2 separate regions of the Homo sapiens genome follow, and region 1 is linked to region 2. A link is an interaction called in ENCODE POLR2A ChIA-PET data of the cell type or tissue named here. Cell type or tissue: HepG2. All regions are shown on one strand. Each heading gives the region's core, and the rest is flanking DNA. Links, peaks and the distances in the headings are about the cores only. Region 1 has its middle 11 kb from the start of BIK. Region 2 overlaps ARFGAP3 (ARF GTPase activating protein 3).

Region 1 (7,231 bases), core at 1,386-6,385, 290 kb before region 2:
ACTTCTGGGCCGGGTGCAGTGGCTCACGCCTGTAATCCCAACACTTTGAGAGGCTGAGGCGGGCAGATCACCTGACCTCAGGAGTTTGACACCAGCCTGGGCTACGTGGTGAAACCCCATCTCTACTAAAAATACAAAAAATTAGCCAGGCATGGCAGCATGTGCCTGTAGTCCCAGCTATTTGGGAGGCTAAGGCAGAAGAATTGCTTGAACCCAGGAGGTGGAGGCTGCAGTGAGCCAGGATCGTGCCACTGCACTCCAGCCTGGGTGACAGGGTGAGACTCCAGCTCAAAAGCAAACGAACACAAAAGAACAGCTTCTGCTGAGGCTTCACAGCTTCTCTCTCTCTCTTTTTTTTTTTTTTTTTTTTTTTTTTTTGAGACAGAGTCTCGCTCTGTCACCCAGGCTGGAGTGCAGTGGCGTGATCTCGGCTCAATGTAACCTCTGCCTCCCCACTTTGAGCGACTCTCCTTCCTCAGCCTCCTGAGAAGCTGGGATTACAGGCACCCACCACCACACCTGGATAGTTTTTATATTTTTTATTGAGACAGGGTTTCACCATGTTGGCCAGGCTGGTCTTAAATCTTGACGTCAAGTGATCCACCTGCTTCAGCCTTGCAAAGTGCTCAGTTTATAGGCATGAGCCATCGTGCCCAGCCCTCTCTCTCTCTCAGTCTCTCTCTCTCTCTCTCTCTCTATATGTATATATATGTGTGTATGTATGTATATATGTATATATGTGTATATATGTATATATGTGTATATGTGTATATATGTATATATGTATATATGTGTATATGTGTATATATGTATATATGTATATATGTGTATATGTGTATATATGTATATGTGTATATATGTGTATATATGTATATATGTGTATATATATGTATATGTGTGTATATATATATGTGTATATATATATATTTTCTTTTTTTTTTGAGACAGAGTCTCACTTTGTCTCCCAGGCTGGAGTGCAGTGACGCATTCTCGGCTCACTGCAACTTCCACCTCCTGGGTTTAAGCCATTCTCCTGCCTCAGCCTTCCAAGTAGCTGGGACTACAGGCGTGTGCCACCATGCCTGGCTAATTTTTTGTATGTTTAGTAGAGAGGAGGTTTCACTGTGTTAGCCAGGATGGTCTCGATCTCCTGACCTTGTGATCCGCCCGCCTCGGCCTCCCAAAGTGCTGGGATTACAGGCGTGAGCGCCCGGCTTTAACTTTTTTTTACAGACATTATGTTGAATGAAAGAAGCCAGACACGAGGCCAGGTGCGGTGGCTCACGCCTGTAATACTAACACTTCGGGAGTCCAAGGCAGGTGGATCACCTGAGGCCAGGAATTTGAAACTAGCCTGGCCAACCCTGTCTCCACTAAAGACACAAAAATTAGCCGGGTGTGGTGGTGCACGCCTGTAATCCCAGCTACTCGGGAGGCTGAGGCAGGAGAATTGCTTGAACCAGGGAGGTGGAGGTTGCAGTAAGCCAAGATCGTGCCACTGCACTCCAGCCTGGACAACAAGAGCGAAACGCCATCTCGAAAAAAAAAAAAAAAAGAAGCTGGACACAAAATAAAGCATGCTGTAATTCCATTTCTATGACGTTCATAACTAGGCATAACTAGGCACAACTAATCTACGGCATTAGATGTGAGATCGGTGACTCCCTCTCCAGGGTGGGGATGGGTATTGGCTGGGAAGGGGCATGATGGAAGCTTCTGGGGTAACACAGATGGTGGCTGCAGGGGTACATATGTATGCAAACATACATTGAACTGAATGCTTAGGATCTGTGCACTTTTGGGTATATCAATTAAAACTCAATACTAAACAATAAAATCAAAGCAAAGCCCAGTGGATCAAACTTGAAATAGTCAACATCAAGGATTTTAATCCAGATCTGGATTCACAGCTGCCAGGGTGCTTGGTAGGCCAAGGCCATGGTGAGATCTGAGAGGCCAGCTTTGCAGGTGACAAGAATAATGTAACTGAAAACAGGACCAGTGCATTTCAGAGCAAATTATGGAGGCTCAACCCGCCAGGCCTCTCAGCTCAGTGCCACAGCCATGTAACAGACACACGTTTGGGCCAGATATCCAAATGGCTAGTGTGACCAACATAATCTACTGTGGCCTGTCAGGAGGATGGAGAACAGGCCTCCATTCTGTGAGACAATTCCAGGAATCCAGGGTCAGAAAAGAGGTGATCTCAGCTCCTGCAGCATTGCGGAGGCCTTGGGCAGCAGTCCGGAGACGTCCTACAGTGATGGCCACTGCTGTCCCTGCCAGGAGCAGGCTCAAGGCCCCAGATTATCACCCAAGCCGGGTCTGATGGGAGGGGCTAGGCCCATGTGGTGTAAGCAGGAAGGACCTCCAGTCCTGCGGAACCTCCTTTCGCCCAGAAATAACATCCCTTCTGACAACTGAGCTTATCAGAGTGATAGCAGATATTTTCAAAACAATAGCAGCTCTGGCAGCTCCTGGGGTTCAACCTGCACCCTCAACGAGGATGGGGTGGCCATGGAATTGGCAGTGGCCGCCACCCACACCTCTGCTCTCAGGGCACTCTGGGAAAGACCTCTTCATCTCCTTTTTTTTTTTGGAGACAGAGTTTCCCTCTTGTTGCCCAGGCTGGAGTGCAATGGTGCGATCTTGGCTCACCGCAACCTCTGCCTCCTGGGTTCAAGTCATTCTCCTGCCTTAGCCTCCCAAGTAGCTGGGATTACAGGCGCCCGCCACCATGCCTGGCTAATATTTTTGTATTTTTAGTAGCGACGGGATTTCACCATGTTGGCCAGGCTGGTCTCGAACTCCTGACCTCAGGTGATCTACCCGCCTCAGCCTCTCAAAGTGCTGGGATGACAGGCCTGAGCCACTGTGCCTGGCTGGGAAGAATCTCTTCTAGCCAACCTTCCCCTGGTCTATCAGCCCCAACACGGGTGTACATTTTTGCTCCTCTGCACCCCAAAAAGCGGACCCTCAGTAGATGTCTGTTGCACAAATGAGTGGATTTTTCCATCCCTTTTCATCTCCACAACAACCTTAAGAGACAATTTCTGCTGTTGCCACTTTACAGGAGAGGAAACTGAGGCCAGACAGGCAAAATGATGCCCTGAGGTCTTGTGGGCCATGGGAGGACCCAATTTCTCATTCCAGGCCCACAGGTCTCCTGGTTTCACCACTCTCTCCAACTTTCCTTCTCCTGCCTCGAAGAATGAGGAAGACTCAGGAGATACAGCATGCTGGGATTTTCCCCTCTCGTGAGTAACCATTTCTTTTGAAGTTCTGTAATAGTCATATCTCTTTTGCCCCAGGAAGTTTATGTTACCATGTCCCCACGAATCATGAAAGAGATGCAAAGAAAAGCAGCAACAATGCTCTCAGTATTTCATCCTTTGATGGCCTGTCAGATAGGCAGGAGCCTGGCCGTCTTGTCAGCCTGTGCTGGAAATACACACGGACACACCCTCTTAGGAGGGCAGTCTGGTGAATACCTCAAAACATTTAAAATGTGGGGCAGGGCCGGGCACCGTGGCTCATGCCTGTAATCCCAGCATTTTGGGAGGCCGAGGCGGGTGGATCACAAGATCAGAAGATCAAGACCATCCTGGCCAACATGGTGAAACCCCATCTCTACTAAAAATACAAAAATCAGCTGGGCATGGTGTCATGCGCCTCTAGTTCCAGCTACTCAGGAGGCTGAGGCTGGAGAATCACTTGAACCTGGGAGGCGGAGGTTGCACTGAGCCGAGATTGCACCATTGCGCTCCAGCCTGGGTGACAAGAGTGAGACTCTGTCTCAAAAAAAAAAAAAAGTGCATGGTTGGGCCGGGCATGGTAGGTCACACGTGTAATCCCAGCACTTTGGGAGGCCAAAGCAGGCGGATCACTTGAGGTCAGGAGTTCGAGACCAGCCTGGCCAACATGGTTAAACCCTCTCTTCACTAAAAATACAAAAATTAGCCAGGCAGGGTGGCGCATGCTTGTAATCCCAGCTTCTCTGGAGGCTGAGACACGAGAATCACTTGAACCCAAGAGGTGGAGGTTGCAGTGAGCCGAGATGGCACCACTGTACTCCAGCCTGGGCAACAGAGTGAAAATGCGTCTCAAAAAAAAAAAAAAAAAAAAAAAGACCAGCCTGGCCAACATGGCAAAACGCCATCTCCACTAAAAATACAAAAATTAGCCGGGCATGGTGGTGGGCGCCTGTATTCCCAGCTACTCGGGAGGCTGAGGCAGGAGAATCACTTGAACCTGGGAGGTGGAGGCTGCAGTGAGCCAAGACTGCGCCACTGCACTCCAGCCTGGGCAGCAGAGTGAGGCCCTGTCTCAAAAAAAAAAAAAAAATGACCCAGATATGTATTTCATTTAGGACATTCTAGATAGAAGGACTCCTGTGAGCGAGCCAAGGTGAGGAAGACAAAGTCTGAGTGTTGACATGTAGCAGCAAAAGCTAGCCTGGCTCTTTGCCTCGGAAGGAAGGGAGCTACCAGCCAAGTTGGCTGCAGGGGGTAAGGCCGGGAACTGCAGGGGCTAGAGAATTCCAGACAGGAGGCCCCAGTGGGAACCTGGAACCTGGAGGTGGGTGGAAGCCCTTGTCTCAGCTGCCTGTGAAGCATTTGCAGGGTTAGTGTTATTTTTCTGCTTCTCTCTAACCTGGTGAAGTGTGTAGCATGAGCCCATTTCACAGACGCGGAAGCTGACTTCAGCCAGGGTCAGCCCTCCTGCACAACCCCAGTTTGAACTCAGGTGTGTCCAAGTTTCAATTTCTTTCTTTCTTTTTTTTTCTTTTTTTTGAGACGGAGTTTCGCTCTTGTTGCCTCAGCCTCCTGAGTAGCTGGGATTACAGGCACGCACCACCATGCCCAGCTAATTTTTGTATTTTTAGTAGAGACGGGGTTTCACCATGTTGGCCAGAATGGTCTTGATCTCCTGACCTCGTGATCCACTCACCTCGGCCTCCCAAAGTGCTGGGATTACAGGCATAAGACACCGTGCCCAGCTGGACCAGGCAGATATTCTACAGGGTCCGGGCCAGGACTGTGTTGGCCCCAGACAAGCTCTGGGCCTGGGCCAGCCTCTACATGTCTGTGAGCCTCAGGTTCCTTCTGTGCTAAACAGGGAAAACCTAAAAGGGACTGCTGTGGGGTCAAGTGGACGTCCTGATGTAAACCAGACCTTAGTTCTCATTTTCCTGCCTTTCCTGTTGGGGCTGGGAGCTTAAATGATTGACAGAAACTTTTTTTTTCTTTTTTTTGAGACAGAGTCTCACTCTGTGGCTCAGGCTGGAGAGCAGTGGTGCCATTATAGCTCATTGCAGCCTCCAACTACTGGGCTTAAGCAATCGTCCTGCTTCAGCCTCCAAAAATGTTGGGACTACATAAGCCCAGCAGGAACTCTTCCGCCATCTCTCGCCAACACCACCCTGCCTTCCTGTTGCCCCATTGCCCTTCCCTGGCTCCCTCAGCTGTGAGTACTGCCTCCGGCGCTGTCTGGGGGTGAGGTGTGCAGTGCGCCTGACGGAGGGAGCAAGGAGGGCTCACTGAAGTCAAGACCCACATTCCTGGCACAGTTTGCTGTCTTCAATTCTGCCTCCTCAACAGCATTGCAAGGTGGGGTGCATGGCTCCTTCCTGATGGAGAAACCAAGGCCCAGGGACCTGGAGGGCCGAGCTTAGGTCCAGTGAAGAGGATCAGAGGTTCAGCTCTCTTCTTCTTCTTCTTTTATTTATTTTTTTTATTATTATTATTTTTTTAGATGGAGTCTCGCTCTGTCACCCAGGCTGGAGTGCAGTGGCACGATCTCAGCTCACTGCAAGCTCCGCCTCCTGGGTTCTCGCCATTCTCCTGCCTCAGCCTCCCAAGTAGCTGGGACTACAGGCGCCCACTACCACGCCTGCTAATTTTTTGTATTTTTAGTAGAGATGGGGTTTCACCATGTTAGCCAGGATGGTCTCGATCTCCTGACCTCGTGATCCGCCCGCCTCGGCCTCCCAAAGTGCTGGGATTACAGGCGTGAGCCACCGCGCCTGGCCTTTTTATTTATTTATTTATTGAGACGGAGTTTCGCTCTTGTTGCCCAGGCTGGAGTACAATGGTGCAATCTCGGTTCACCGCAACCTCCACCTCCCGAGTTCAAGTGATTCTCCTGCCTCAGCCTCCCGAGTAGCTGGGACTACAGGCATGTGCCACCACGCCCAGCTATTTTTAGCAGAGATGAAGTTTCTCCATGTTGGTCCGGCTAGTCTTGACCTCCCAACCTCAGGTGATCTCCCTGCCTCGGCCTCCCAAAGTGCTGGGATTACAGGCGTGAGCCACCGCGCCCAGCTCAGATCTCTTCTGAGGCAGTCTTGCTGCATCCCAGGAGGACCCAGGCCTGAGAGGAGTCTGGGGGTCCTAGCTGCCTGCTCGTTATAGGGTGCAGTTCTTCCCTCCATCCTTCACAGGCCTTACTGGTCATGTTTCAAGGCCAGGCCCATGTAGGTCTCTGGGGTACAGAGTAGAGCCTCTCCAGGCAGGTGAGAGCAGCAGACCGGTGACTGGTCAGCCCCGTAAGACGGGCTCTGTGCTGCCTGGGCTCCCTGAGCCTCCCTTACCTGCACCCCACCTCCCAGGCTCCGCTATCCACAACCCCTCACCCACACACCTCTGCCTTCCTCCTCCACCATCCAGCTGATACAAAAGAAAGAGCACCAAACACAGAGGCCTCCAGACCTGGACTCAGATCCCCTCTGGAAGCCGCTGGCTCCTCCTGGCTTGCAGGGGTCCAACCCCAGGCAATCTGGAGGAAGTCGGACAAAGGATCCGTTTCTGCGTCTCACTGGGCCGTGGGAGAGCGTGCAGGACCCAGCTCCCGGGAAGATCAGCCCCATCTTCCTCAGCTGGGGCCTCTGCTGTCTGTGCTGGGTGCTGCTTAGCAGGGGGTTGGGGAGGAGCTCTAGTCCCTTCCAGCTTCAAGCCCCTTGTCCCAACCCTCCCCACCAACCTTGGGTCCTGCTGTGGGTGGGGTGAACACACACATACACACACAGTCACTCACATGTGTTGGGAATGAAGTTTTTGGTGTCACACACAAAAAAAATTAACACAGAAACAAATGATCTCTCGGCAAGGTGCGCTTTACTTTCTGCAGAAAGGGCGCTGCTCAATAGCTGCTCAGCCACGAGAGCACACTGAGCGAAGGAGACTGTTATTTATAACCTAACGCATCTACCCTACTGCTGTGTCCAGTTTCC
Region 2 (7,231 bases), core at 1,071-6,070:
CATATTTATATAGACCACACCTCCTGGACTCTTTCCAGAGAGACCTTGGTGTATTGTTTATCACGACCTGCAGATTGTCTAATAGGAACATAAATGCCTTCTCTAGTCCTCCTTGGCATGGTGACCACCACTAGTAGAATGAGGATACTATTAGGTACTTTGGCAACTGAGGTAAAATAAACATGGACTCTGAAAGCAAATATATTAGTTCGATGAAGAGCTCTTATTGCTTTCAAATTATTCATTAGCCCATTAGAACTTGAACATTATGAATTATGAAAGAGTTCTGTTTCTGTTAAAAATAAGATAAAACCTGTCCTTGTTTTTTTTTATTATTGAGTTCCATTATTTCTAGGATATAAACAGTATAATTATATATTGAGTACAAGATAATGAAACTAGAACAATTTGCTCAGCCTTATAAAGCCAGCATGGCCTTAATTAGAATAGACAACTGTCTATAGCTCTAAATCAGAGCAAATGTGATATTAGGGTGCTCTTATCAAGGGATTTTAAGGAATGTTTTCAAGATTGGGTAAAGACAGAGTGGGAGGGGAAAAATAAAAGTAAAAAAGCATTGAGAGCTATACAATCAAAACATTAGAAAGCCAATAAAGGTTTGGAGATGAGGAAGGAAAGTCTGTGTGTTTCTGAGCAGGGACTAGTGGCCGTTAGTCGTCCCACTCACCCCATCCTTCCAAAGGTCAGCTGGAGTCCTGGCTGGTGGTCTGTCGGTCCTCTTAGTGAGTTGCCAGTCCTCCTACTGAGTTGCTCCTGCTTAGCATGAGCACAGAGAGCCTCTCGTGGATGACTGGAAGACAGAGAAGCCGCCAGCCAGCCCACGCATGGACTGCTGCCTCACAGGCTCATGCTGGTCAGGGGGACCCAAGCCGATGGCTGTCTCTCTTCTTTGACTTCTGAATAGTTCAGTCACTTAAAAGTAATCTGATTCCTCTACATTTCAGGATAAGTACATTGGCTTATAAGAATGAAGAATGTTATTTCCTTAGAGTGTTGCTAAATCTACAAAATTTAGTATCACAGAGTCATGAAGAACCTGGAAGTTCCACCCCACCCTCACCCTGCACCAGTCCAGTGCTGACCCCCCTCTTCCCACTCCAGGGCAGTCCAGCCTCTACTACACCCTTCCTTCTCCTCAAGGCAGCCATTTGGTCCCAGGTCAGCTCCGTGAGAAACTCTGCCTTTCATTAATGCAGCTTCTGAGGCTTCTGCATTCAAGTCAGCCTCCCTTCCATAAGTCAGTTCCCAAGCCTCATGAGGGCAGGAGCTGAATGTGTCTTCTTGCCCTTTGTCTTCCCCTAGCAGAGTGCCTGACTCCTCGTAGGTGCTTATTAAGTAGTTTTAAAATTCCTCACTGAATTGATCTTAGTTCTTTCATGGTGCCTTAAAATAAGTCCCTCAAACATGTGAATATCACCTTGCAGGCCAGCACACATCCCACATCTTTTGAACCTTCCTCCGATGTAACTTCCGGTTCCTTCAGTGTCCTGATCTCTCTTCTCTGAAAGGGGATCGGTCATCTCTCTTCCTCCAGGCAGAGCCTGGGTGCAGTACAGATCCACTCATCCGCCATAGGGAGAGCCTGGTCGGTTTCTAGCTGAAATCCAGATACACTTTGAACACCACGTTTTCCTTCCTAAGGAGTAGATGCTAGTGTCATGAGATTTGTTCTTAATGACCTTCTTGCCAGAGAAGGCAGAAGCCACATTTAGAAATTCTACTTTCTGTCTATTAAGGATGTAATATCATACCATCTGCTCCAACAGCAGTTTATCCTCTGTCCCTTTTTTGTTTCGTTTTGTTTTCTGCCAAGAAAGAGTAAATGTGTTCTTAGCATTTCCCCCACCCAGATCTTAGCTCACCGAGGTCCCTGGCCTCTTTGCTCTTATGGGTTCTTGCTTCCCTCTTATATTGGCCTTTGGTTACTGGCCCCTCTGACCTCCTATGATCTGCATCTTCTGTGCAACTCCTTATAGCACGGAGCTTGGTGCTCATCTTATTTCCAGTGTGCTTCCTGTCCTTACTCTCTGGAGAAAACCTGGATGATGTCTGTTAAGGCCTCTGCATTCTCTTCTGTCACCCTTCCTTTCCTAAGACCTCCCTGGGATCTGCCTCTCTCCTCTGAACTTCTTGGACTGCCTTAATGAGGTGTGTATATCTGGCCAGACTGCTTTTCCATCCTAAGCTATCGTGAATTCTGGCATGGCACAGTCCCTTTTTTTTTTTTTTTTTTTTTTTGAGACAGTATCCCACTCTGTCACCCAGGCTGGAGTGTAGTGGCATGATCATGGCTCACTGCAGTCTCGGCCTCCCAGGCTTAGGTGAGCCTCCCAAGTAGCTGGGACTATAGGCGTGCCACCATGCCCCATTAATTTTTTCTTTTAATCCCCGGAGATGGTCAGGAAACGGTTATTTTATTTGTTTATTTATTTTTTATTTTGCATTTTTTGTAGAGATGGGGCTTTGCCATGTTGCCCAGGCTGGTCTGGAACTCCCAGGCTCAAGCAATCCACCTGCCTTGGCCTCCCAAAGTGCTGGGATTACAGGTGTGAGCCACCGTGCCTGGCTGGTTGATGGTCACTTTTTCTCAAGGTTTTGGCACATCCACCTCGCCTGTCAGTCTCTCCTGTTCCAGGCAGACCTTGCTGCTCTTGGTCAAAGATTTTTCTCTAATCACACAGGACCAAAAGCCAACACTGAGTGCTGCTCTCTGAGCAATGCCCTGCTCAGTGACAATTGGCTAATTAAAGTGTAAACTGATCTGAAGGCCAGGCTCTCCTGGGATGCTTGCAAATCAGATCAAGTTTACTGCAGGCTCCAGGCTGAAAGACTATCCCCAGAATGGTCCAGTGATCATGATCCATAGCTTTGTATCCAACTCCAGGAGGAGGTTAATGAGCATCATTTACATCATTTTCATTGAATGTGCTTAACACGGAAGGGATTGCCAACAAGAAGCTCCTTGTATGGAGTCAGTTCTCTAGGCCCAGCAGTGTTATTTGTGATTGCCTAACCAGGCGGAATGAGACCTAAAGACAGTGAAATGTGTAACCTGTGGTAGATAACATTTAAAGATGCCCTGTGTTGTCTGGATAGGCCAAGTTATACTAAGGTTATAAACATCCCCCAGATCTCAAGGGCTGAACACAATGACAATTGATTTCTTTTTCACATAAAGTCAGCTAAGGGTTCAGGTGGTTCTCTAGAGTACCTGTCCTCCATGTGTCATCTTGATTGTCCAGACTGATGGAGGTTTCACCTACCTGAGACTGTAGCACCTGGAACACAATCTCTTCCATGTAGCTTGGGAAGAGAGGACTGGGCAAGGTTGAACACAGGTACTTGAAAGGCCTTGGAAATGACACACCTCGTGTCTGCTCCTGTCTCATTGGCTAGACCTAGTTATGTGACTGCCATTAACTTCAAGGAGGCATCCCCCACATCTGTGGAAGTGAGAGAGCCCAGGACGAGTGTCAACAAGGACCTCCAAAGTCACTGTTGTACTCTTGCTCCTACAGTTACTTTGACGAGCCAGTGGAGTTAAGGAGCAGTTCTTTCTCTAGCTGGGATGACAGTTCAGATTCCTATTGGAAAAAAGAGACCAGCAAAGATACTGAAACAGTTCTGAAAACCACAGGCTATTCAGACAGGTATGAATGCAAAACTGTGGGGTTGTAGTAGTGAATCCATGCATTTCTGGGAAAAAATTGCTGATAACATGATGACATGAAAACCCTTGTAAGGGGCTGGGCACGGCGGCTCATTCCCATAATCCCAGCACTTTAAGAGGCCGAGGTCAAAGGATCACTTGAGCCCAGGAGTACAAGGCTGCAGTGAGCTATGATCACGCCAGTGTACTCTAGCCTGGTCAACAGAGTAAGTCCCCCTCAAAAAGGAAAACCTTTTGAAACCTTTTGTAAGACTAGTAAATGATTTTGTTCTACTATTTCAGGAATATTGTTTTGATTTTGTTTTTTTGTTTTGTTTTGTTTTATTTTTGAGACAGAGTCTCACTCTGTTGCCCAGGCTGGAGTGCAGTGGTGCAATCTCAGCTTACTGCAGCCTCCGTCTCCCAGGTTCAAGCGATTCTCCTGCCTCAGCCTCCCGAGTAGCTGAGACTACCGGTGCACACCATCATGCCAGGCTAATTTTTGTACTTTTAGTAGAGACGGTTGCCTCACCAGCCAGGCTGGTCTCAAACTCCTGACCTCAAATGATCCGCCTGCCTCGGCCTCCCAAACTGCTGGGATTACAGGTGTGAGCCACCGTGCCCAGCCTGTTTTGATTTTAAATTACTGATTCTAAATAGGAAGTGCACATCAGAATCCTCTGTGGACCTTGAAAGAAATGTGTGTGTGGAGTCCTCTTCCCTGAAGATTCTGATCCATGGGTCAGGGGTGGCCTAGGTCAGGAAGGTTTCACCTTTTTCCCCAATTTTTTTTTTTTTTTTTTTTTTTTTAAGATGGAGTCTTGCTCTGTCACCCAGGCTGGAGTGCAGTGGTGCAATCTCAGCTCACTGCAAGCTCCGCCTCCTGGGTTCACACCATTCTCCTGCCTCAGCCTCCCGAGTAGCTGGGACTACAGGCGCCCGCCACCACGCCTGGCTAATTCTTTTGTATTTTTAATAGAGACGGGGTTTCACCATGTTAGCAAGGATGGTCTCGATCTCCTGACCTCATGATCCACCCGTCTTGGCCTCCCACAGTGCTGGGATTACAGGCGTGAGCCACCGCACCCGGCCTTTTTTCCCCCAATTTTAAGGTATTATTTACATATAGTAAAATTCATCTTTTTAAACTTACAGTTCTGACAAGCACATACATTCATGTAATTACCACCAAAACCAAGAAACAGAACAGTTCCCATCACCCCCAAATTTTCCCCATGCCCTTTGTAGTCCCCCCTCCCCTGCCCCTGGCCCCTGGTCACCCCAGGTCTGTTTTCTGGCCTTACAATTTTGCCTTTCCCAGATATCATATAAATGGAGTCATGTAGCAATTGGCCTTCCTACTCTGGTTTAACTTGTCTTAGTACACTTGGGGAAGACTCATTCATTCTTGTATTCATTCCTCTTACTTGCCAAGTTTATCCATTCACCTGCTGAAGGGCTGTCTCCAGTTTTTGGTGATTATGAATGAATTTATTTTCCAACCAGAGGACTTCTGAGAGTGCAAGGGGGTACTACTAATATGTTGGGACAACAGGTGTGACTTGAAATTGTCCCAGGTAACTGGGACATTTTATAACCTATACAATGTAGAGAGAGCAGTGTCCTATGGACATTCCAAACAATGTATTCAGTGTTTACCCAGTTGATCTGAAATGTGATATAACATATTTGAACTGAAATGTGAAATAACAGACCCCGTTTTAAACAGAAATTCCTTCAAATTTTGTATCGTTTGGGTATTTATTCTTTTTTTTTTAATTAGAATTTTCAGGCTTTTAAAAACAGCCTAAAATCCTTTTACAAAATTTACTGCTGTTGGCATTTTAAAAAATAAAATGAGTATGAAACACATTTGCTTCACCTCAAATTAGTTTAACCTAATTTGGCTGTTTTTAATTGCAGACCTACTGCTCGCCGCAAGCCAGATTATGAGCCAGTTGAAAATACAGATGAGGCCCAGAAGAAGTTTGGCAATGTCAAGGCCATTTCATCAGATATGTATTTTGGAAGACAATCCCAGGCTGATGTAAGGGTCCAGAGAGTTTCTTTGGGTGCCCCATAATGCAGGAAGGAAGTGTGGGTGTGGGCATTGTCGGGGAGGAGATCCTGAGTGAGCTGGGCTCAGGCTGCCAGATGCCCTCTGGCCTGAAAGTGCTGGAGTCAGGACTTGAACCCAGGTCTGTATAACTGATCATGTGCTTGCTACCTCAGCAAGAGGAATGTTTACAAGACAAGGACTTATCTCACAGTTGTCTTATTCCTCTCTTGGTGTTTTGAATAGCCATTATCCAGTATCTTTTGAATATATTTCAATTGTTGGTGCAGCTGTAATTTACTTAATAACTTTTAAACATAGTGAAATGAAGCACATAGATATGTTTCTTTTTTTTTTTTTGAGACGGAGCCTCCTTCTGTCACCCAGGCTGGAGTGCAGTGGCATGATTTCAGCTTACTGCAACCTCCGCCTCCCAAGTTTAAGCGATTTTCCTGCCTCAGCCTCCCAAGTAGCTGGGAATACGGCCGTGCACCACTACACCTGGCTAATTTTTGTATTTTTAGTAGAGATGAGGTTTCACCATATTGGCTAGGCTGGTCTTGAACTCCTGACCTCAGGTGATCTGGCTGCCTCGGCCTCCCAAAGTGCTGGTATTACAGGCGTGAGCCACCACGCCCAGCCAGATATGTTTCTGAGGAGTGCATATATTTATTTTCAGGTTGTTGGCTTTTCTCAGAAATGTTAATGAACTTGGCCAGGCACTGTGGCTCACACCTATAATCCTAGCACTTTGGGAGGCTGAGGCAGGTGGATCACTTGAGGCCAGGAGTTCGAGACCAGCCTGGCCAACATGATGAAACTCCGTCTCTACAAAAAATACAAAAATTAGCTCGGTATGGTGGTACGCGCTTCTAGTCCAGCTACTTGGGAGGCTGAGGCAGAGAATCGCTCGAACCCAGAAGCAGAGTGAGACTCTGTCTCAAAAAAAAAAAAAAGAAAGAAATGTTAATGAACTCATCATAGTGAAGTCTTGCTAAGCTGTAAGACTCAAGTGGAAGTGGGGAGGTTTACGTCTTTCCTCTCATCCTGAATTGCTAGTGTGCCTCTGACTATTTGGATGATGGTTTCCTAAAATGTGCTGAATGTATTTTGCAGAAATTTAAACTTCTGCAAGTGTAACATTTCGCCATCATTTCGAAAGTAGAATTGCCCCTTGCTGTTCCCACAGTCCATAAAATCTGCCTTGCTTCAAAGTTGACATTCAAGTTCAGTTTTAAAATAGTGTCATGGGGCTTGGAAAAGAGACTCTTAGAGTGGCCTTTGCTGACAGCTGGCTAGAAGCAGCACCAGGAGAGAGATGCCGCTCTCCCTCCCTCACTCCGACGGCCTCCGCACTGGCCATCGTGGCTGAGGTGTTGTATGTTGATCAGTCTGCCTGTGACCTGCCTCCCATGCAGAACATGAGCTTTGTGCTGTCCCGCAGGACCTGGCCTTGGCAGTGGCATTCAGTAACTGTTGGAAAGAAAGAGCCTGGGGGTCAAACA

What was found. ChIA-PET counts read pairs that join two places held together with the same protein. Peaks named below come from ENCODE experiments on the same cell type or tissue, not always from the same donor. Only the 100,000 strongest peaks of a DNase experiment are listed, where the experiment ranks them.
Region 1: POLR2A ChIA-PET joins it to region 2 with 6 read pairs; 2 of 35 experiments call an interaction of 5 or more read pairs at or near these places.

What each region holds. Positions count from the first base shown.
Region 1 is chr22:43,096,515-43,103,745 of GRCh38, reverse strand. No RefSeq gene overlaps it. Among named protein-coding and RNA genes, the nearest start is that of BIK, 11 kb to the left of the region's middle. RefSeq lists an enhancer at 2,189-2,483. In HepG2, for the core only: no CTCF peak of the experiment used is centred there; a DNase peak (open chromatin) is centred at 3,355.
Region 2 is chr22:42,807,253-42,814,483 of GRCh38, reverse strand. It overlaps ARFGAP3 (ARF GTPase activating protein 3), which reads left to right. Exons shown (of 16, transcript NM_014570.5): 12 at 3,540-3,671; 13 at 5,594-5,717. Among named protein-coding and RNA genes, the nearest start is that of ARFGAP3, 46 kb to the left of the region's middle. In HepG2, for the core only: no CTCF peak of the experiment used is centred there; no DNase peak of the experiment used is centred there.